Regions from separate parts of the Homo sapiens genome. Here all the other regions are linked to region 1. A link is a loop called in an ENCODE intact Hi-C map of the cell type or tissue named here. Cell type or tissue: GM12878. All regions are shown on one strand. Each heading gives the region's core, and the rest is flanking DNA. Links, peaks and the distances in the headings are about the cores only.

Region 1 (7,992 bases), core at 3,154-5,653:
GGGTAACCACCCCCATGATTCAATGACCTCCCCCCAGGTCCCTCCCATGACACGTGGGGATTATGGGAACTAGAATTCAAGATGAGATTTAGGTGGGGACACAGCCAAACCATATCACATAGATAACAATTATTTATATAGTAGTATATTTCTTTCCCGTTTTTACTCCCACATACATATTTTAAACAAGTGAAATTTCCCTTATTTCATAAATATTTGTCAAAAACATTTTAAAACCCCCAAACTGACCTTTGGCCTTTTCAAGTTTGGCAATGATGAATCTGGCCATTGTCATGGCTGGAAATATCTTGGTTGGGGCTCTTTGTTCTGACTGTTACATAGTCGGATTCTCTTTGTCTTCTTATGTGGTATTGCTTTGAGCTTCAGACTGATACAGCTGACAATCTTTACAAAGTAAGGATTTTAAGTAGATAAATTTTGAGAAGGACAACATGTAAAAAGGATCTCTGGGTGCCTTCCAGAAACCAGGCACAAGTTTTTATTATCTCAGCTTAACTATATGGTTTTCTTCTTTCTTTGCCTTCATTCTTTTGCTGCCTGTCAGAGCTGACAGCAATAGAGGCCATTTCATGCATGGTTTCCATGTCTCACAAAACATGGTCTGAAGAAAAAATTACCGAAAGAACAAATGCCCTTTTCAAGCTCTTGGTCCCTTTTTTCAGTTATTGGGCGGTCTTTTCCCATTGCCCTCTGTCTTTAGAGTCCAGTATGTCTAAAATCAAGCTCTTCTTGCCCCAGCACCTATTCCAGGTATCCTACCTACATTATGCTGGCCATTCAGGTGTAACACCTTCCAATGATCTCTGAGTATTATCTACCTCTTCCTCTCCATCTCGCCTCCTCTCTCCAAGAGATGAGAGAAAGCGGGGTGATAACATGAGAGGAAGGAGAGATGGCAGGTGTCGGGGAGCAAACAGTCCTCCATCCAGGGGGGAAGGGAGAGAAAGTGAAATGTTAAAAGATGTTCGTAATGTGATGCAGTGTAACCCCACACTCCATAGCCATCAGAGAACTTTAGCAAGGAAGGATTTACCTTGCTTCTTGGTGATTTTGAATCAGATTTATATAGTTATAATCATTACTATTATTATTTATTTGATGCAGTAAGTTGAGTATTGCAAAAAGAAGATGACTCAGCAATGCCCAGATGATAGAGGTCACCAAGGGATGAGCCACATTTCATGATGAAATGGTTTGCAAGGTAAGTTAAGGAAAAGCACAATAAAGCAGCTCATTTACTGACTTCATCTGTACTCATATGGCAGAATGAGCCACTCTGACCAACCCACCCATGGGAAACAATTAAACATTTTGGATAAAATATAAAAAATATTCCTAAAAGCATTGTTGGGCTGGCATGAAGGCAGGATTTATGCAGGCCAAAAACCCAATGAAGGTAGAAATGTGCAACTGTAAGCAGGCAGTAAAACCAACTTTGGCTTTGAAGGCATTTGCTGAGCCCAGTGAACTTGAGCTTCAGGTTTGATTGACTGATGCGGCATGGGAGAGAGAAGCTGCATGTATTAGTCAGGTTCTCCAGAGAAACAGAGACAATAGGATATTTGTGTGTGTGTGTGTGTGTGTGTGTGTGTGTGTGTGTGTGTATCTTTGTCTATAGACATATATATATAGAGAGAGAGAGAGGGAGAGATTGACTTATTTAAGGAATTAGCTCATGCAATTGCAAAGACTGGCAAGTTCAAAATTGGCAGGGCAGGCAGGAAAGTTGGAGACCCAGAGAAGAGCTGATGTTGCAGCTTGAGTCTGAAGACAGTCTGGAGGCAGAATTTCATCTTCCTTGCAGGACCTCAGTCTGTTTTCCTTAAAGCCTTCAACTGATTGAATGAGGCCCACTCACATCATGGAGGGTCATCTACTTGCTGAAAGTATACTGATTTAAAAAATAATCTTTTTTTTTTTTTTTTTTTTTTGAGATAGAGTTTCCCTCTTGTCGTCCAGGCTGGAATGCAATGGCCTAATCTTGGGTCACTGCAACCTCCGCCTCCTGGGTTCAAGTGATTCTCCTGCCTCAGCGTCCCGAGTAGCTGGGATTACAGGTGCCCACCACCATGCCTTGCTAATTTTTATATTTTTAGTAGACACGGGGTTTCACCATGTTGGTCAGGCTGGTCTCGAACTCCTGACCTCAAGTGATCTGCCTGCCTTGACCTCCCAAAGTGCTGAGATTATAGGCGTGAGCCACTGCACCTGGCCCAAACTTTCAAAAATCAAAACTAAGATAATTGAAATAAAACACTCAACAATTGAGTTTACCAGCAGATTAGACATAGCTGAGAGAGAATTAGTGAATTAGAAAACCTTATCCAGAATGCGGCACAGAAAGACAAAAATGCGATATATGGAAAAAGTTTAAGTGACCTTGAGGGAAAGGAGATTTAACTCATGCCTAAAAAGTATAGAAGGAGAAGAAGGAGGGAATCGGGGCAGAATTAATATTTGAAAAGACGATGGCTGGAAAATTTCTGGAAATGAAAGATGATAATCCACAGATTCAAAAAAACCTAACAATTTCCAAGCAAAAACAGAATACATATTAAATTTCTTAGGGAGGGCTATACATGTATTTGTCTATTTTTCTGGACTATTCAAAAAACAAGCTAAAATTCTATGGTAAAAGGGTAGAAATAAATTGTATATAAAATTCAGGATAGTGATTTCCTGATAGTGACAGTGACCTTTAAAGGTGGGGGAAGAGAGGAGGATGTGACACAGGCTTCTAAGGTACTAGTAATATTCTGTTTATGAATTCTATGCCCCTGGATTTTTAATTTATGATCTTTCTTCAGATTGCACACATCCTCTATATACTATTTTAAATGTATATTGTATTTCATGGTGGAAAATTAATTTCAAATATATTATTCAACAAGATTTGATCAAAGAGGTTGTGGGTGTATTAACAAGGTGGCTTCTGGAATTTTTGCAAAAACAAGAGAGAAAACTTCGAAGAGAAATAATGTTTAGGCTAGGTGTGGTGGTTCACCTATAATCCCAGCACTTTGGGAGGCCGAGGTGGGTGGATCACTTTAGGCCAGGAGTTCAAGACCAGCCTGGTCAACATGGCAAAACCTCGTCTCTACTAAAAAAAAATACAAAAACTATCTGGGCTTGGTGGCGCATGCCTGTAGTTCCAGCTACTCGGGAGGCTGAGAGGCAAGAGAATCACTTGAACCTAGGAGGCAGAGGTTGCAGTGAGCCGAGATCCTGCCACTGCACTCCAGCCTGAGCAACAGAGCAAGACTCTGTTTCAAAAAAAAAAAAAAAAAAAAAGAAATAGTATGCAGGTTAATATGTTTAGGCACAAATGAAAGTAGTTTATTAAAAAGAAAAAAAAAAAAAAAAAGCCAGAAAACTTTTCTGTGTCCCGAAATGCCTCCTGAAAAGCACACATTACTTGGGTTTTCTTTTTCGCCTCTTAAAATTGGGGTGGGTTAGGGTGAGGGGAAGACTGCTCTCCACCGAGGAAGGCAGAGAGAAGCTGCTGCAGTTGCCTGTCTTATCTCTGCCTCGGTCTTGCACCCCACTACACCAGTCCCTATTCCCACGTCTGGACCCCCGCCCCGTCTCCTGACACAGAGGCTTGGCTATCCAAATCCCAACCCCGAGTCTGTAACTAGGAAGTGCCTGCTGTCCTGCCAAGGGACTGGATTGGAGGAGGAGAGTGCAGGGGTGGGATGAGGGAAGAGATGGAGGAGGGGGCTTTAAGCCAGAGTTTCTAGCAGGAGCAAATACCGGCACAGGGAAGGACACCATTGGCCAGGGTATGCAGAGGAAGGCAAAGCTGCTGAATGGCCACTGTGGTCCTCAGCCATGAGTAGGGACGTCTGATGGCCTCAGAAGCTGCCTTGTGATTGAGCGTGAAGGGACAGGATCTGAGGTGCTGGAGCTCGGGGTAGGCTAAGATGGCCATCTTGGCAGTTTGCCCTAGACAGTGGTGCCTATGCACCTCTCAGCCAGGCTGGGCTGGTCTTAGCGTCACAGGGCTGAGTGGCAGCCATTGAGTTCGCTACTGTCCCGAAAACAGCCCTGCAGTCTCTCCCGTGGGGTTCACTACAGGGCGGTGCTTGCCACCAATCCAGGGGTACATAGAATTTTATCACAGTGAGAAGGAGGCTTTGGGCAGAGACCACAGAAGTCCAGCGGCATTGATGACCAACTCTGCTTTCTTAAAGCTGCAGTGTTACTTGGAGCCTCAAGGTGGTACAGCAACACAGTCTATGGTTTAAAAAAGCCTGAATTACACTTTGTGAAAAGCTTCCTTGGGCACAATTAGCTTGACGATTTGAACTGTTTCTCAGTCGCTTCCCTTCCTTGTTTCAAATAGCCTGGCTTCTAATCTGGCCTGACCTTTGAGGTCCTTTCTTGCTGGCTCATCCACCTCCATCCCCACTCGGAATCGGGAGGGTTTTCTTAGTTCTTTGGTTACTGAAAAGGAAATCCTTTTCTGCCCAGGTTCCCTCCTCAGATTCAGGCCAGAACTGCTCCCCTGTGGTCATGGGGCCTGTCTTCATAGGCGCCACCTGGACCTGTGCCAGGCAGACAGCAGAGGTGAGTTCCAGGGGGTTCCTCTGAGGTCACACCTGCTTAGGTGCATGGAGGCTCAGGTGAGCAGACTGCAGACTGCCACCACCAGCGTCCCTTCTCTGTTTAAGCCACCTGCTTCCTTATTTCACTGATTCCCACTGGCCTCCCCTTCATATACATCCTCACTATCGTTTTTGGAATTTTCTATTAACATTTCATGATATCCATGCTGTTTAGAATTCGCTTCTATTCTAAACATACTCTAAATTTTACTCCAAATTTACTCTCTACTCAAATGTCACCTTATCCATATGGTATTCCCTGACCACCTGTGAACAGCAGCAACCTTCCATCACTAGTGAGCCCCTTATGTTGCTTTATGTTCCTTCTTAGCCCTTTCACCACCTGGCATAAGTATATATTTGTTATCTCTTCACCCCCAAGGGCAGAAGGCCCCCAGTTTTGTTCTCTTCTGCATCTCCAGCCCTGGAACAGCGTTTGCATGTGGTGGGCACTCAGCAAATGCTGGTTGAATGGATGGATGGATGGATGAATGAATGAGTGGCTAGGGAGAATTTCACCCCTTCCCAACAGGTCAAAAGCATTGTTCTGACAGTTTGTAGTCTAGGGTCTGGCTTTGGCTGAGCCACTAGTTACTTGTAAGACTTTGAGCAAGTCACTTGGCCTCCCCAATGGCCTATTTTTGAATCTGCACAATGAGTGGACTGGACTGCATTGTCTGCGGTTCCTTCCTGCCCCAACAGTTTTTGGTTTTATGATTATCCTCCAAAAGGGGCTAAAGCCATAAGCCAGGTGACAGACAATATGCATTATTGGCATGACACTTGCAAGTAATAAGCTAGCATCAAAAGATGCATTGATATATGTAAATAAACATACTTACTTCACAATCTTTAAGTCTTTAAAAATTATGTCCTTAAGAAAGTCTCAAATGTATTGGCCTTATGTTTCTATTTTGATCTCTGGCTCCATGTGTTAATGACTCTGATATTTTTCTGACAAATAAAAGGTTTTAAAAATTGCTATTGCTTATTTGGGTTCTTCCTAGGTTATTTCTTCTCATTAGTAACATTTCTGGGGAAAGATGTCATGCTCTTAGTGTGCATCCAACATGAAAAAATATTTCAAAATAAAACAATAGTAATTTTTTAAAAACCCTCTTACCTTTGAAAAGAACCATCGCCTTATGCCATAATCTTCCTCTTGCTATTTGGCTGTGGTTATTTTTTAGGATTGGTATATGTCTGGCATCTAGAAGACATTAAAATATTTTTAATGAAGAGTCAGTGTCATGTGGGAGGAAAAAATTCGTATCCTGGGATATGGGTGGAACTTCATGAAAGTGATTGTGTCTTTCTTATCCAAGGGAAGAAGTTTTTGTTCTTTCTGAATGAACTTGAGGGAAAAAGGCAATCAATGTTTTTCCAGTGTAACCTGATAGATTCTCCAAGTCCTCAAGTTCAAATATTTATTCTTTTGTCTTTGTAATGAAAACAAAACCAAACTTGTAGTAGGCATACTCATGATCTCCCAAATATGTCCAGGTCCCTATCCCTGGAAACTGCGAATGTGTTACTTTACATGGCAAAAGGGACTTTGCTGATGGGATAAAAGGAGGGATCTTGAGATGGGGAGATTATCATGGATTATTCAGGTGGATCCAATCTAATCTCCTTAAACTGAGAAACATTTCCCAGCTATGGTCAGAGGACAACACGATCAGAGGGAGCGTCTGAGATGCATCCTTGCCGGCTTTGAAGAGGGAGGAAGGGGGTCAAGGGCCAATGAGTACAGGTAGCTTCTAGAAGCTGGAAAAGGCAGGACATAGATTCTTCCTCAGAGCCTCCAGAAGGAAAGATAATCCTGATGAGACTTTTATTTTAGCCCAGTGAGACCTATGTCAGACGGAACTCCAGAACTGTATGATAATAAAATGTGTATGGTAAGGCACTAAGTTTGTGGAATTTGTTACAGCAGCAATAGCAATACATTACCTTCTTATTTGAACAGAGGCTTTCAGCTCCGCAGTGTAAAAGAAAAGAAGCCAGGCTAGGGTCTAGAGTTGTGCCCTTCAGTTTGGTAGCTGCTGGTCACATGTGGCTACTGGAGCCCTTGAAATGAGTGCTGAGATGTGCCGAAGTGTAGAATAGATGTCGATTTCACAAAGATTGAGTGTGAAAAAGAAAATATCTCCTAATTTAATAATTTATTCGTGTCTATTACATGTTGAAATGCCATTACTTTGGATATGCTGGTTTAAGTGAAATATACTATTAACATTTATTTCACATATTTTTTGAACTTTTGTTTTTAATGTGACTACTAGAAAATTTAAATCATTTGTGGTCCACGTTATACTTCTATTGGACAGGGCTGTTCTAGAGAATCCCTAAATATAGGAGGTGGTCATTTCAACAGTAGACAGGTCTCCAACCAAGTGGTGAGTGATGAAAAAGTCCAGGCACAGAATTCCAGGAGGAGAGGTCAGGCTTTCTTACGTCTTCCTGTATTGGACCATAAGAGAAGGTGTTGTATGGGTCTTTATGTCCTCAGGGCCTGGCACATACTCAGAAATTGTTTGCAGAGCATCCATTTGATGTTGCTGACCCTAGAAAGTTCTTTGACAAGGCACCAAAGGGTGGAAAATTAGTCTTGAAACAATTGCCCTGAAGGAACTTGAAACTGTGGTCTAACAGAAAACAGGATGCAACAACTGGGTCTTTTCCCGTTTGACCAGTATTTGTTGCCCCACCTTACACCTCATGGACACGGGCATTTACCATTTCCAGGAAAGAAAGATCTCAAAAAGAATTACAAACCAAAAGGCAGCCTTGGGTATCAGAGCCCAAATACCAAGAAGCATTCATGTAATGATTTCAGTTTGGCCTCTTTCTTATCTCGGTGCCAATTTCTCAGCAATGCAGAGAAAAATGACTTGAGCTCAGAATTAGGAGATGAACTTTCCATTTGAAATGTGCGTTCTCCTCTGACTTGCTCCATGAACAAGTTAGCTTCCCTGCAGTCCCCTTCATCATGCCTGCTAAGAGGCAAGTGTTTACATTTATCAGGACTGAGCGCTACGAGGTGAGGATTAATTAGTGACTCTACTTAGAATTATTTTTAAAATATCAAGAATAATTTGCTTCCATAACAAATTATCCTGGCTTGGGATTCTGGGACAGGATTTGGGATTCTGATCAGTTGCTTCCCTAACAGCCTGACACTGACATTTGCAGAATCTGTTGTGGTTTAACAGGTATTATAAGTTCAAATATCATATTTCAGAGTGTCTGCTATGGTTACAGGTAACTAAAGGTTACAGTTTTCCCCCCATATGATGTCATTTGCTTAACTCAAATGAACTTTGTGCCATTAAAAATGGGGAAACACAATTTATTTCAATGC
Region 2 (7,992 bases), core at 2,498-4,997, 140 kb after region 1:
TGAGCTAAAGCAATTTGCAAGTTGTGACTGTAGTTGCTTGATGAACTATTGAACTAATTGCCTACATTGCTGAACTAACTAAAGAATTTCTTTAAGTTAGAGGATGATGACAGGGAAGAGACTATTTACAAATAGTGCTTCTTGTACAGCTGGGTAGAATTTAGGGTCATTCATTTATGTTCAGCATTTCCAAAGGTTAACAATATGAATCATACAACTGAAATTGGCATCACATGGCTTTAGAATGTCACCACATCAAACACGCAGCTGGCGTCAGGGAAGGAGGCCTGATGTCATTGTATGTTTGGCCTATATGTTTTCTTAACCCAACAGCTAGCTTCCTGTGAAACAGTACATCCGCATGGAATGTCTCCGTGGACTACACGTAGAGTTCAGGATACTTCTGCCATCTTAGTTGTGTGAGTGAGCCAAATCACACAGCCAAATGCCCATTTGGAAAATAGGTTCTGAATTTATACACATGAAAAACCAAGGGAAAAAGATTTGCCTATAGAGAGATCACACCAAGGATACTGAGCTGGGGATGATTAAAATAAAAGTGACATTGACCAGGTAAAATTCCATTTTAGGTGACTGTCGCTGTCACACAGTTCTAGTGATACATTTGCAGCAACCAACTTTGCAAGCTACAAAGGATCAGCCTTATGATCCAGATTTGGCCTTTGATTTGGGGGATGCTATTTGCATTATGGCACTCTTCCTGTGATGAGCTTTATGACTTCTTATTACCCAGTACATAAAACTCTGCTATTGCATTGTGATGACTATTCATTTTAATCTTGAAGAATTTATAACCTGACTCGAGGTGAGTGATTTAAAATAGAAAAACAACCAAAGACATATGTTACAAATACCAGTGCTTCCCCTGAGTTCTCTGAGGCTAGTGTTGGGCTCTCTTGAGGCCAGCATGGTCATGGTTTCTGCTCTACCACCTCTGTGCATCATGAACCTGGAGTGTCTATACCTTCCCCATGTTTAGAACGGACAGATTTGATGGATGAAGAGTCTCCAGCTAAAGTTTCCTGAGGGAAGGTTCTGTCTCTTATGCAGCATTATATAAATCTAGTGTCTGGCATGGTGCCTAATGTATAGTGGGAATATAAGTATTTTGATTGAATGAATAAACAAATATAGATGTGCACATGGGAAGTAGACCACACAGGAAAAGTTACTGTGTATTGATTCATTTGCTGACTAGCAAATAGGATGTTTGGAAATAAATTGGTCATATTGCTATTACCCTCCAAATAATCACATTATTTCTACAGATTGCAATATAGGCATAAGCATCATGTGAAGTAGGTATCCATTCTGATTATAAAAATAAGGTGGTGCCATCTGGGAAGTGAGGAGCGCCTCTGCCCGGCCGCCCCATCTGGGAGGTGAGGAGCGTCTCCGCCCGGCCGCCCCGTCTGGGAGGTGGGGAGCGCCTCCGCCCGGCCGCCCCGTCTGGGAGGTGGGGAGCGCCTCCGCCCGGCCGCCCCGTCTGGGAGGTGGGGAGCGCCTCCGCCCGGCCGCCCCGTCTGGGAGGTGTACCCAACAGCTCCGAAGAGACAGCGACCATCGAGAATGGGCCATGATGACGATGGGGGTTTTGTTGAAAAGAAAAGGGGGAAATGTGGGGAAAAGAAAGAGAGATCAGATTGTTACTGTGTCTGTGTAGAAAGAAGTAGACATAGGAGACTCCATTTTGTTCTGTACTAAGAAAAATTCTTCTGCCTTGGGATGCTGTTAATCTATAACCTTACCCCCAACCCCATGCTCTCTGAAACATGTGCTGTGTCCACTCAGGGTTAAATGGATTAAGGGCGGTGCAAGATGTGCTTTGTTAAACAGATGCTTGAAGGCAGCATACTGGTTAAGAGTCATCACCACTCCCTAATCTCAAGTACCCAGGGACACAAACACTGCGGAAGGCCAAAGGGTCCTCTGCCTAGGAAAACCAGAGACCTTTGTTCACGTGTTTATCTGCTGACCTTCTCTCCACTATTATCCTATGACTCTGCCACATCCCCCTCTCTGAGAAACACCCAAGAATGATCAATAAATACTAAAAAAAAATAATAATAAAAATAAAAAAAAATAAGGTGGTGCATCGAATGGCAAAGTGATTAGGAATCCCTTTGGACAGTTCATTCGTAAGGAATTTGATTCTGAACTTTAAATTCCTTCTGGTAAGGTGAGCTAGCTTGCTTTAGCTAACACTTGCTCTGCCTGATTCTTGCATATCTTGATGCCTCTGTTATAAAGCACAGTAGTGACTAAATCAGTAGAAAACACTGCAGCCACTCCATGGGTCAGGGGGCTGGAGGGGATGATATTTAAGGACCCTTCTGTCCCTGAATTGTTCTAAGCCTATTAAAAAACCAACAAAATAAGACAACAAAAAAGGAAAAAGCCCACTTCCAGAAGCAGTCTTTTCTGTGAAAAAAAAAAAAAAAAAATTAATCAATCTATTATTTGGCATCTTGTTGAAAAGGCACAGTTAAAAAAAAAGATTATGAGACAAGTTTTTTTAATTTGCATTTCTACAAGTTGCTTTGCTGTCATCTAGAAATGGCTCAAGCCTTATGTTTCGGATCTTAGCATGAGTCAGGAGGGGCTTAGCTTCTGCCCCCAACCCTTATCCACCTGCTGATGGTGATGGGGAGGCTTTTGCATTTGTTTCCATGTCAGCTGACCCTTGGGCTTGGGTTCTGGAGCTTGCAATGTCCCTCACAGGGACAGGGACTGATCCTGGAATTGGCCTGGCAGTGTACTCACCCAGCGGGGTGAACTCAGACAACCGACAACTTGGTGACTTCGACAGATGTTTTTGTCTCAAAGCCTTGGGCACCTTGCCCTGCTGTCTCGCATGCAGAGGGTGATGCCTGGCGCCCTGCCTGGTGCCACCAGGAATGAGTGTAGCCCCAGGGAGTACTGCCAAGTCATGTCGGTGAGCTGCTTTCTGGGGGCCAACTGGCCACTGGATAAATGTGTTGGTCGGCGTGTTCAGAACAGTCAGGGGTCACACTAGCTTAAGTATCTCACTGCTTTATGTGGCTGTAACTTCTAAGTCTATGTTCTGTGTTTCAAGCCATTTTGTTTATACATTGCATGTGCTTCATTGTGCAATTGTGGTGACTGAGGGGGTTCATTGGACAGAAGCCATAGGTTTCACGGTTGTGTCTGTAGCAAAATATTAGTGGGAAAACATGCTGCCCCGAGTGTATTCTGGTTCAACTCTGAAGATTGAAGTCACCTAAACAATAAATAAGAGATAAACCCTGCCAGTCAACAACAGATTACATAGACCCACTTTTGGTAAAGCATGGTGCAGTTGAAAAGCACTGAGCTTGTAGTCAGGAAGCCTCTGCATATTCTGCTTCACCATTTATAAGCTGGGCCCTTGAATGTTTTCAATGTATTTTAAATTTGGTCCTGTTCCTATTTTAATAACTTTATTTTGTATTGAAGTATCTCTCAAATTAAAAAGAAAATGAGTGAAGAGGTTGCAAATTTATCAGATTACTTAAGTCTTTGTGCCTCAATTTCCTTACCTGTATAATCGAGTTCATTTATTCATTCAATACACAGCCACAGCAGTTGAATATTTTCTCCCTGCTAGGCACTGGCCTGGGTCCTGGGGGTACAATGGGGAAGAAGACAGACTGGGTCCTGCTCCTGTTCCAGGGAACAGAGTCATTATTCAGGGACAAATCCCAGAGCAAAGAACAAGGTGCTCTTGCAGAGAAAAGAACCCAGAGTCATTGGAATATGGAGGCCAAAGAAAGTTATTCTGCTGGGACCTTAAGCTCCATCTAGAGGTGATGTTTTGCGCTGAGCTAAAAAGATGAGCTGGGATTCTGTCAAGACTTGGAGCAGGAGCAGGGTGAGTGCATTCTGAACAAAGGGGAAAGTGTGTTTGGTCACATGAGGCAATGAAAGAGTATCTGGAAACAGGGAGATGCTGCTCCTGGAGAAAGACAGAGTGGCAGAAGTGCGAAGCGCAGCAGCAGTGAGGTGTTGTGCCTGTACTACCTTACTTCACAGAGGTGCTGGGACCATCAACTATGACAACACTCTGCAGGCTAGGAAAATGATTAACAGAGGTTTTTTTGTTTTTTTTTTTTTCTGATTGTGAAAACAACAAGCATTACATTTAAGGCCAATGTGATTGACAGGATTTGGTGATAGAGTGCCATGGGAGCTGAGGAAGGAGAAACTGAGGATGAGTAGTCATGGATTCACAGACATTAAAGTGCAGATAGTTTTATTTAATTGTAGTTAATTTAGGAAATACACGTTAGTATTAAAAAAAAACAAACCCTCCAGAATCTCTCCCCGGAGAAAGAACTGTAACATTTTGATGTGTTTCTTAACACCTAGGTGTGATTCCTTGTTACTCTCTGTGATGTTTAAACTGAGACCTAAAGATTAAGAAGGGAGTGGTAGCAGAGACATGGGAGGTGCCTCCAGGCAGAGATGAGCTTGTGGAAGGCCCCGAGAGGGGAGAGACCGGCCTGTGGAAGGACCTGGAAGAAGATCAGGGGGCTGGAGTCGAGGGTGAGAGCAAGAGCAGTGGGATGAAGTTGCAGGTTGGCAGCCAGATCACATGGGACCTTGTGGGGCATGCCCAGCATTTGGGCAACTGGGAAGTTTGATGAGTTTTGACCAGGAAACTGATATGCCATGGTCTTTCTTTTCCCAAAGACCACTGATTGTGGGAGGCAGGTGTGGAAGCAGGGAGACCAGATACATTCTCGTGAAAGATTATGGTGGCAGTGGAGATAGAAAGCATTACATTTAAGGCCAATGTGATTGACAGGATTTGGTGATAGAGTGCCATGGGAGCTGAGGAAGGAGAAACTGAGGATGAGTAGTCATGGATTCACAGACATTAAAGTGCAGATAGTTTTATTATACTCAGATAATAGAAGTGAACTGTAGTTAAGATGTTTCTGATTTCCCCATATTTTATCAATGCTCTATCATCACTTATCACTGATTCTTGTGTTTTTCCACTTTAGGCCTTGAAGAAATGCATGTTGGTCGAGAAGATTGCTTTACTTATCCCCTTTGTTTTCTGCCCTTCCTTCTCTCTACCCCTAATTCCAGGAATTTCCATCCCTTTCTGGGTGCTGGTCAGAACTCATAACTCGGAGCCACACCCATGATGTGGCCTAAAGGGGAGGCAGAGGAGACTTGGATGAGCAGACACAAGACATCCCAAAATGTGCTGGACAGGCAGGGGAAGGGAAGTGCTGCCCTTCCTTCTGATGTGGAACCTGCCCTCCCCACTCCCACACTCTGGATGAATCTCTTGCCTCTCTTGATCTTCTAGGTTAAACCAATATCTGGAGGTAAAGCTGAGTTGCTGAAGGTCTCATGAGTAGATGAGAAAACCAGTCTTAGTTTTCTCATCTACTGAGAAATGAGAGAATGAACTCCAGTCAGCTTTAGAACACTGACAAAAGTCAAAGCTGATGGTTTGACATGGAGTTAATGTTGACTGGTTAGGATGACTGGCTGGTGGTGAACTGGAATGTTAGCAGTGGGTATCTCTAACTCGTGAGATTACAGGTGACATTAATTTTCTTCTTTGTAGGTCTGTGTATTTTACAAGTTTTCTGCAATGAGCACGTGCTCTTTAAAAAACCTGATGAAAAATCAGTTTTATTATTGCCATTGCTGTAAAATTATATATACTTCTCAAATTCACCAGTTTTAATAACTATGTGAAATGTGTTTAATTTTAGGGAAAAGATGGCTTAGTTTTTATTGAAAGGAATTACCATTCTGTTTCTTTTGAATGACAGAGCTGAGAGCCCCTAAAAATAGATTGCCTATTTGTAAATCTGCCTTGTATACTTGGAAGTTTCTAAGAAAATGCAAATTGAGATTTTACTCAAAATGTTTAAAAATATAAGTAGTAGGCCAGGCATGGTGGCTCAGGCCTGTAATCCCAGCACTTTGGGAGGCCGAGGTGGGCGGATCACGAGGTCAGGAGATTGAGACCATCCTGGCTAACACTGTGAAACCCCGTCTCTACTAAAAATACAAAAAATTAGCCAGGCATTGTGGCGGGCACCTGTAGTCCCAGCTTCAGGAGGCTGAGGCAGGAGAATGGCGTGAACACAGCAGGCGGAGCTTGCAGTGAGCCAAGATCATGCCACTGCACTCCAGGTGGGTGACCAGTGAGACTCTGTCTCAAAAAGAAAAAAAAAAAAAGAAAGAAAGAAAAAAAATAAGTAGTATATCTAAGAACTTTAACCATATGACTATCATATATAAGCTGTGGCATATGTGTGTATGTGTATACACACATACTTATATATATACACACACACACACAATATACATTTACATACATAAAATTTACATATATAATATACATTTATACATATATGAAATCTTTGTATCACCCACAGAATTTAACTTAGTACCAGAATATTAGTTTTAGTATCTCAATAATTGGTAAATAATTGTTGGAAGTATGTGCTATTCTGGATTTTACTTATTAAAAATGGTAGGAAATGCAAATGACAGGAGGGAGCTTACTTTAAGTTTTTTTTTTTTTTTTTTTTGAGACAGGAGTCTCTGTCGCCCAGGCTGGAGTGCAGTGGCACGATCTCGGCTCACTGCAAGCTCCGCCTCCCAGGTTCACGCCATTCTCCTGCCTCAGCCTCCTGAGTAGCTGGGACTACAAGCACCCGCCACCACACCTGGCTGATTTTTTTTTGTATTTTTAGTAGAGACGGAGTTTCACCATGTTAGCCAGGATGGTCTCGATCTCCTGACCTCGTGATCCACCCGCCTCAGCCTCCCAAGGTGCTAGGATTACAGGAGTGAGCCACCGCGCCCGGCCAAAGTTTTTAAGCTTTTTAAAAACAGCTGTATGTTTGGATGAAAAAAATCAAGTAGGTACAAATAAAAGGACTTGATATAAGAGCAGTACATCCAGAAAGGAGATAGAGGCTTTAATTTACTAAGATCTCAATATGATGTAATGATTAAAAATAAAGAAATATAATTTTAGGCTGCATTAATATAATACAGTATCTTCAACAAGCGATATAGTACTTTTCACTTAAAAACAAGCCCTGTGTAGGCCGGGCATGGTGGCTCATGCCTGTAATCCCAGCACTTTGGGAGGCCGAGGTGGGCAGATAGATCACTTGAGGTCAGGAGTTCAAGACCAGCCTGGCCAACATAGTGAAACTCTCTCTACTAAAAATATAAAAATTGGTCAGGTGTGGTGGAGCATTCTTGTAGTCCCAGCTACTCAGGAGGCTGAGGCAGAAGAGTCACTTGAGCCTGGGAGGTGGAGGTTGCAGTGAGCTGAGATTACACCACTGCACTCCAGCCTGGGCAACAGAGACAGAATCCGACTCAAACACAAAGAAAGACAACCAAAAAACCCACCAAACCCTGTGTAATTTTCTTTGAAGAGAAAATATCTTCACATGGTTCAAATATAAAAAAATATAAAAATATGTTTATTGAAAAATTTACACTCCTTTTCTATCCTGTGTCAGCCTGGTTCCCATCTCCCCCAAGAGGTAAGCACTGGTGTCAACTCATTTATTCTTCTAACGATTTTGTGTAGTTTCAAACATTCTCTTCCTTTTAAACAAATGACAGCATTATGCACAGTGTTCTATACCTCTATGCCTTTTTAAATTAAAAGAGTATTTCAGAAATTATTTAATATTGGTTCTTCTTTATAGCTATATAATATTCCATTGTGTGGATGTACTATGATTAACAAATCCCCTGCTAATAAACAGTTAGGTTTTTCCCTCTTTTCCCTTGGCCAAACAAAGCTTCAGAAAAACATCTTAAAGCATTATGTGTATAAATATATTAGTAAGATAAATTTCTAGAAATGGAATTATTAACTCAAAGGGTATATACTTTTTTTTTTTTTTTTGAGGTGGAGTCTCGCTCTGTCGCCCAGGCTGGAGTGCAGTGGTGCAATCTCGGCTCACT
Region 3 (7,992 bases), core at 2,498-4,997, 550 kb after region 1:
CAATCTTTGGCAGCGTGCCTCTTTCCACTTTTTGGCACATCTTTTTAAAATCCGAGTTTCTCAGTGGGAGTGTGCAGCCACCTTGGCTCCGAATGTCTTTTCCTTTTGTCTGCAGCATGAACAACATGTGTGATTGCAAAGATAGAATTATAATTTTGAAAGCTTACCAATTCTTTTGAGTTTCCTCTTGAGAAATAGAATTAAAACAATCTTTTCTTGAATTCATTAAAACCTGCCTTCTCCAATTGTTGAGTACCTGTCTTAGCATTCCAAGCCTCCTCCCTGCTTGGCTAGCACAAACCTTAAAACGACACACGCACTTCCTCAAAAGATTCCTTTATACCATAGAAGTGAAGTGCAGGAGGCAAAAAGATCCAATGGTTTTTTCTGACAATAGTCTCTGTAAAACATCACAAGAAACCAATTAAAGAGGATGGTAGTGAGCCTGAAATAAAAGGGAAAGTTGCTAAAGATATTGTGGTGGTAGAATTGATAATCCCTGCCAATGAATTATGCAGGGATAATTATGAGAAGGAAGGAAGACTGTTGAGGCCTGTAAGTATACATGGCCAGGTGATCTAGAAAATGGTGATAAGGTAGGAAGAAAGAAGGACCAACATTTTTAGTAATAAAGAAAGGAGTTGAGAAAGTATCTTTTCATTTAAAACTAATATAGTATTTCCCTTGCTACTCTCCTACCTTGCATTCCCATTTACCTTTTAAGAGCATTTATCCCATCAGTTTGTCTACAACCTATCCTGTGAGGTAAGGTGGAGATAAGAGATTTGTCCAAGGTTTCAACATTAGTGAATGGCAGAGCTACATTCTCATATCTTCCAGAAATCCCGTGGTTCCCCTTTCTTTTCCAAAATGCTATGGCTCATGGCATTGCTAACCATCTGCAGGGATTAAAGGACAGGCATTGCCTGTAAAGGGGCAAAGCCAGCCCTTTGGTTTGCATCAGCAGCTGCTGTTGGCGGGGTTTAGGTTTATTCATAACTGATTAGCTTAATATGATATCCTTATCCCAAGAATCTTTCTATCCTTGATTATCACACCTGGGGTTGGCCAATTAACTGGGACAAATTCCAAAACATTGAGAGAAGCTCTCTTCCAGGGTGTTTCTCCTCTCCTATATCTTGTCTCCCACTTCCAAGCAACAACCACACTAGTCTCTCTCTCTCTCTCTCTCTCCCTCTCCCTCTCTCTGTGTGTGTGTGTGTGTGTGTGTGTGTGTGTGTGTGTTCCGAGGTGAGCAGGCCTATACAAACCTACTTCCAAAGGCCAGGGAAGGTGAGGAGCTGAAGAAAGAAGCTGACAAGTCCAGATTCTCAGAATGAAATAATAGGGATTTATGAACAGAAGCCATATCTCAAGCAGCTGCGAATGGTGGATCCCTACAGTACACTGTTACCCCACAGACCCAGGGCTTACAAATCATAGGGAATTTGCCTAAGGGGAAGATATATGTGTTTACGATAACATCAAGGTTGTTTTGACCTAAGGGCAGGAATTATTCGTAATTATACACTCTTAACAGTAGATAAAATAGAAATTTTAGAGGCATTTTCGGAACTGGGGTTAATCAGAAGTCAACATGGCCAATTAGTATACAAGATGGAGTTACTCTAGCCTGAACATTCTTCTTCCTCAATGTCCCCCAAACACGTGCTTACCACCATCACTGCACCACTGTGGCTGCTTTAAATGTCCCTGCACTCAATCCTTCACCAGCCACCACCATACTTATTTCTTTCCATCTGTAAAAATTTTCCTCTTTTATCAAATCCATTCATTTACCAAATACTCATTGAATCACTACTATGTGCTAGGCACTGTTCAAGGAACTGGGAATACAGCATTGAACAAAACAATGTCCCCGAGCTCATGGAATTTTATTCTATAGTCTTTGAAACTCTTTATTGACCACATCAAATCTCCCTTCCTCTGAAATACTATAAATTTTGTATATATGGCCACATCACCATCAATGTATTTACACAGGCTAGAAATATGAAACTCATCTTTGATTCATCAGTCTCCATCTATATCTAGTCATTTACAAAGTCCTGACTTTATAAAATACGTCTACATTTACTATAACTACAATGTAATTTTTCTGAAGATACTTTCTGAAAGACAACTGAATCTCCAAATTAAATATGTAGGCTTCTTATCTTGATTTAATATCGTGAGAATTCCACATGCTCATTCTTTTGTCCTCATCCATACTCTCACGGCTCTAGCTCAGGACTCTCATCACGGGTCACCTTGAACTGATGTAATCACCTCCAGCCTCCTAACAGATTGCTCTGCTTCTGGGCTTTCCTCCCTCAAATCTCTTTCTTGGGTTCACTCATGATTTATTTAAAATAAAAAGCTAAATCTAATCAGGTCCATGCCCTGCTTATAACCTTTTAAAAGTTCAAGCTACTTGATATGGCACCAAAAGCCATTCGTGTTAGGTTTTTTATCTCATTGCTTTGCATAGCTTCTATCTCATTTTTCCTACTCTCTCTCTCTCTCTCTCTCTCTCTCTCTGTGTGTGTGTGTGTGTGTGTGTGTGTGTCTAACTCATACTAAAGTTCTTTAGTGGCTGGTTTGTACGATATTGTAGTCTCCATGCCTAGCATAGTGCCTGGCCTATATTAGTTCCTTACTAAAGTTTGAATTGAACTGGGTTTTTGATATTGTTTTGAATTTGTATGTGTCTTTGATCTTAAGCTTTCATATGTCTGTGTCTTCTTCAACTGTAGAATGTGTTCCTTGGGGGGATAATCAGGGTTATTTACAAATGTTCTTGTTCTCTTCCTCCTTTGTACGTTGCAGAAAATTGTAGGATTTTCTTTCCCACACCTTTAAAATTAGGAATAGCCACATGATTTGTTCTGGCTAATAACATGTGAACAGAAGTAGCATGTGTCATTTCCTGGAGAAAGCATTTCCTGGAGATAGCACAGAATACTGCCACTATGTCCTCCTCTTGGTGTATGGAAAGCATAAGAACAGACAGAGCCTTTCTCAGTCCTTGACTAAGGTGAGCAGAGGCTTCTGCTGACCTGTGCATAAAGTGCAGCATGGGCAAGAAACTATTGCTAATCCAAGAAGAGGTGGGGGCTGCTTATTGTGGTCACCATAACTTTGCCTATTCCGACTGCTCCATTGCCTGAGGACAGGACCTGTACCACTTAACTTTGTGTCTCCATTGTGCCACATTTAAAACAGACTATAGACATATATTTAAATGTTGATTTCTGATTTTTCTTAATTCACAATGTCCAATTTCAAATATCCCTCTCCCATCAGTTTCTGTTCTCTCCATACTAAAGCACAATTTCTACTCATTTTAGCTCAACTATGGTTTCTAAAACAGAAATTTCTAATCAGTTCATAATCTGGTGCCAATCACTGGTGTAAGGTTTTGTAGGGAATGAAATGTCACCCCCGATGACTGACGACGATTCCTTCAGCTCAGCTGTGGTCAGTGTCCTCCAGGGACGGTGAGAAGGAATGTTCAGAGCACATGCCCTGCAGCTGAGCAGCAAAGCAAAGGGCTTGTAATAAATCAGCTTCCTAGGGGAGGTGTGTGTTGCAGTACAGCTGTCCCTGTAGCCTCTGTCCCAGCAGATGGCACAACATGGCAATAAATGTCATGAAAATGCTTCTCCCATTTGCCTTTATATAAACCCTTCACTTCTGAGCATGTAATTCTGTGAGCAGAAAAAAAATGATAATCCTCTGTGATGCTTTTTAAACTCTATTGTTAAACAAGGGAATATTTTTAAAGGGAGGGAGGAATTCCAAATCAGAGCCCCTTCCTTGAAGGAATGCCTAACATGTATTTATTCTCTATGCAATCCTCATGGTAACTGGAGAGGCATATTCTTTCTCCACATGTAAATTTTATTATACCTCACTCCGATATTATTTCATGCACATCAGCACGGAGCTAGTTTCTAGATGTGCTAGTCCACTGAGTTATTAATAAAAACAAAGAGCCCACAACCTTCTATTTTCTTCTACTTGCTAATAGTTTCAGAACAATTCCTTTTACTTCCTCTGGCAGCCACACTTCCAAACACATCCTCTCATAACTGGACAAACAAGTCCAGCTAATTACAACCTATCTGCTTAATATCCTGAAATTTAAAATTAAGATTGTAGGCACTGTTTTTATGATTACATGTTTTTAAAAATTAGTTTTTAGCCAGAGTTATCACAAAACTTTGAATTTTAACTTGAAATTTTTGGCTTTATAAATGTCAAGGGTTTTACTTTAAAATATGTCTACATTTACTATAACTACAATGTAATTTTTCTAAATATACTTTCTGAAAGACAACCGAATCTCCAAATTAAATATGTAGGCTTCTTATCTTGATTTTTAAAAAATCGACCTAAAGAAAAAATGCAATGTTTCCTTTGAACATAAAGTATTTAGGGACCACAAGAAATGTCTCTAGTGTGAAAACATACACAAAAAAACATACAAAAAATGTGAGTTCTTAGGCCTATCCTGTGAATGGAATAAGATCTCCTGACCTGTATTATCTACAACTGTTAGCAGCAGTGAATCTGTACTGGTTGCCCCAACCTCAATTCTTGCCTCCTCAGAAGAAATTCAACCAAGGGGCATAAGGCAGAGAGACTGAGACAAGTTTTAGAGCGGGAGTGAGAGTTTATTAAAAAGTATTAGAGGCCTGGCACGGTGGGTCACACCTGTAATCCCAGCACTTTGGGAGGCCAAGGCGGGCGGATCACCTGAGGTCAGAAATTCAAGACCAGCCTGACCAACATGGAGAAACCCCGTCTCTACTAAAAATACAAAATTAGCCGGGCATGGTGGCATATGCCTATAATCCCAGCTACTCGGGAGGCTGAGGCAGGAGAATCACTGGAACCCAGGAGGCAGAGGTTGAGTGAGCCGAGATCGTGCCGTTGCACTCCAGCCTGGGCAACAAGAATGAAACTCTGTGTTAAAAAAAAAAAAAAAATTAGAGCAGGAATGAAAGGAAGTCAAGTACACTTGGAAGAAGGCCAAGTGAGCAACTTGGGAGATTGGGTGCATGGTTTGGCCTTTGACTTGGGGTTTTATATGTTGGCAATCTTCTGGAGTCAATGATTCCCTTGGGGTGGGCTGTCTGCATGCGCAGTGGCCGGCCAGCACTTGGGAGGGGCCGCAAGCCCAGTGTGTTTACTGGAGTTGTGCATATACTTACTTGAGGCGTTCTTCCCTTACCAGTCGAATGTTCCTGTAAGGTCATGTATCAGTTAAACTCTGCCATTTTGCCCCTTAATGTACATGCTTGAGCTTTCTTGCCCAAATCCTGAGATCTTATCAGAAGCTGCTGATCACCAGTTTCAGGTGTTTCTATCTATTGGGAGACTGCCTTTCCCTGGCACTGGCTGCAACCAATTATTACTTTAGAGAGTCAGCTTAACAACTGGCTGGCCGGCTGGGTGCAGTGGCTCATGCCTGTAATCCCAGCACTTTGGGAGGCTGAGGCAGGCGGATCACCTGAGGTCAGGAGTTTGAGACCAGCCTGGCCAACGTGGCAAAACCCCGTCTCTACTAAAAATACAACAATTAGCTGGGCGTGGTGGCGGGTGGGAGACTGTAATCCCAGCTACTTGGGAGTTTGAGGCAGGAGAATCTCTTGAACCCGGGTAGCAGAGGTTGCAGTGAGCCGAGGTCATGCCACTGTACTCCAACCTGGGCAACAGAGTGAGACTCCATCTCAAAAAAAAAGAAAAACAACAAAAATAACTTGGCTGACCATCACCTGATGGTTGCCTGACATTCCTGGTAGTGGGGGCCTCTCTTGGCCTGCTCCTGTCTGCCTGACTATCTACTATAATATAACTAAGCCCAGTAGTAGGGGAAATCCTTTGTTTTGTTAAAATAGGCCACTGGGTAGAGGTTGTTGCTTTGTAGATTTTAGGATCTATCAACATAATACCAAGAAGAAACCACAAAGGAAAAAGTGGTAAATCCAAATACAAAAGTGTTTAGAAGTTTATTAAACATTTTATTACACACCTGTATTGCCTAAAGTTTCTATAACAAACATCTTACATTGGAACGATTTTCTTGTTTTTATTTTCTACAAAAAAAAAAGCGGGGGGACATTAAAATTAAGCATAGAAATGGTGGAACTTTGGGATTTCCTGTCCAGTCACCTGCGAGTCAGGTTTTATTCCAATTGATTCAACGTGGCAGATTAAATGTGAAAAGTAAAATGGTGGGCTCCTTTAGGCAGCAAGTCTTGCTTCTCTCCTGGTTACCTCTGCCTACATAGATATTTGGTTAAGCAAGATGTTTATACCCCCACACATATTCTAGATAGTTCTGGTCATGAAGTAAGTCACAATTTTCCATATCTGCACAATTTTTAAAAAATGGAACTACCCATCTGCACAAAATCTTTGGGAGTGCAGGGTAGGCCAGGCAGTGGAGGAGAAATTGACACCAACTTCCCTGAGAGCTTCCAAAGTAAGAAAGCATCCCTTTTTCCTACGTCAACTCCTGGTTGCATGCTGGAAAATGCAGCAAGTGAGGCACACCAAGCATAGACGCAAAAATCGGAACACAACTGTAAGGTAGCCAGGCTGGCAGGTGTAGGGCCGAAATGGCTGCACACCACCACACTAAAATGTCTGCTACAGCCGCACATTTACAATCAGTTTGGTGATATTTCCAACACAGGCTGGGGGATTGAGTTTCCCCCATATAAGGCAATGACAAGGATTTCAAATGGACCAAACATTTTATATTAGTGTCAACAGCACTAACACAGCTTCAGCTGGCGGAGGAGAGGGAAACCAAGAATATCCACATTATTTACTCCAGAGAAACTTCCTGACACCATCTGTTCTCTGTTACCCCCCACCCACCAATGTGGCCCTTTCCTAGTGCACCCTTGCCTAGCTCTGCGAACCCCTCAGTTATGTCTCTTGGCCCAAGAATTTCAAAACCCCATGTTTTCCTGAATAAAGAGATTCGGAAAGTTCATTTCAACAGAGTGACTGGTAACACAGAAGATCTCTTAATGCTGCAAAGTATTATTAGTTGTCCAGCTGCAAAGATGATTTGTTGTATTTACCTTTATTCTAGGATTGAATGTAATGCTTTTGCTATACAATGTGGTGGCTGGGGGACGGTGAGGCGGAGGGGACAGAGGGATTGAGCTAGATTACACAGCGTAGAAAATCAATGCTCTTACACTCTAGGGTCTGAGAACTGGTTCAGGGTCACAGAAGTGAATAAGAAAGCCAACTGAACTAGCAATAGGAAATAGGTTACACAGAGCAAAGAAAAAACAAGTTTCTGAAACATGTACAAACTACATATGATGTCTATATTTGTGTCTAGCTGATGTGTATACAAACATTGGCCTTTCTGGAGATAAACTGTCCCCCTCTGAAAATCAGGGTAACACTATTAGTAAGTCAAGACCAAAACAAGAGCCAACAGTAATGACAGTACTATATTTGATCTATACGGCCTGGAAAAGGGAATTAAAATGAGACCCTTCAAGAGAGAAAACCCCAATAACTTTTCATTAAAAATAAAAATGACCCATTTATACAGAAGGAGTTCAAAATTTATTTATAAATTTGTGTAAAAGAATATAAGACCTTTTTCTTTTGTACATATTTGTACCATAAAGAAAGTAGGGATTAAAATCTAAAAAGACCCCCAAAGCTTTCAAAACCTGATCTGAGAATTAGATAAGAATATGTCACTTAGAAAGACAAGCCTGTAGCACCCATAGCTCTGATTAACCTGAAAGCATCAAGTGACTCCCTCTTTTTCTACCCTACCAACATCACTCTAATTATACTTCCAATTAGAAAAATAATGTAGCATTTCCCTGGCAGTAGAGATTAAATATGAGTTCAGGAATCAGCTCCTCCAAACATGCATAAATGAGGACAAGGAGAAGCCAGTCACTCCTGACTGCACGGTCAAGTGTGTGGGCAGTTGAAATT

What was found. Hi-C counts contacts between places; a loop is a spot of excess contacts. Peaks named below come from ENCODE experiments on the same cell type or tissue, not always from the same donor. Only the 100,000 strongest peaks of a DNase experiment are listed, where the experiment ranks them.
Region 2: it touches region 1 in a loop (7-fold over the local background); 18 of 110 quality-filtered maps call a loop at or near these places.
Region 3: a loop joins it to region 1, with 2.3 times the contacts of the local background. A loop is called at or near these places in 2 of 110 quality-filtered maps.

Annotation. Positions count from the first base shown.
Region 1 is chr13:42,330,012-42,338,003 of GRCh38, forward strand. No RefSeq gene overlaps it. Among named protein-coding and RNA genes, the nearest start is that of AKAP11, 62 kb to the left of the region's middle. RefSeq lists an enhancer at 4,260-4,329. In GM12878, for the core only: a CTCF peak has its summit at 4,241; a DNase peak (open chromatin) is centred at 4,460; H3K27ac peaks cover 727 bases.
Region 2 is chr13:42,474,905-42,482,896 of GRCh38, forward strand. All of the region lies in intron 3 of LINC02341 (long intergenic non-protein coding RNA 2341), which reads left to right. Among named protein-coding and RNA genes, the nearest start is that of LINC02341, 54 kb to the left of the region's middle. In GM12878, for the core only: a CTCF peak has its summit at 3,822 (motif pointing left); a DNase peak (open chromatin) is centred at 3,857.
Region 3 is chr13:42,880,400-42,888,391 of GRCh38, forward strand. EPSTI1 (epithelial stromal interaction 1) reads right to left here. Exons shown (of 11, transcript NM_033255.5): 11 at 5,989-7,992. Among named protein-coding and RNA genes, the nearest start is that of LINC00428, 12 kb to the left of the region's middle. In GM12878, for the core only: a CTCF peak has its summit at 3,627 (motif pointing right); no DNase peak of the experiment used is centred there.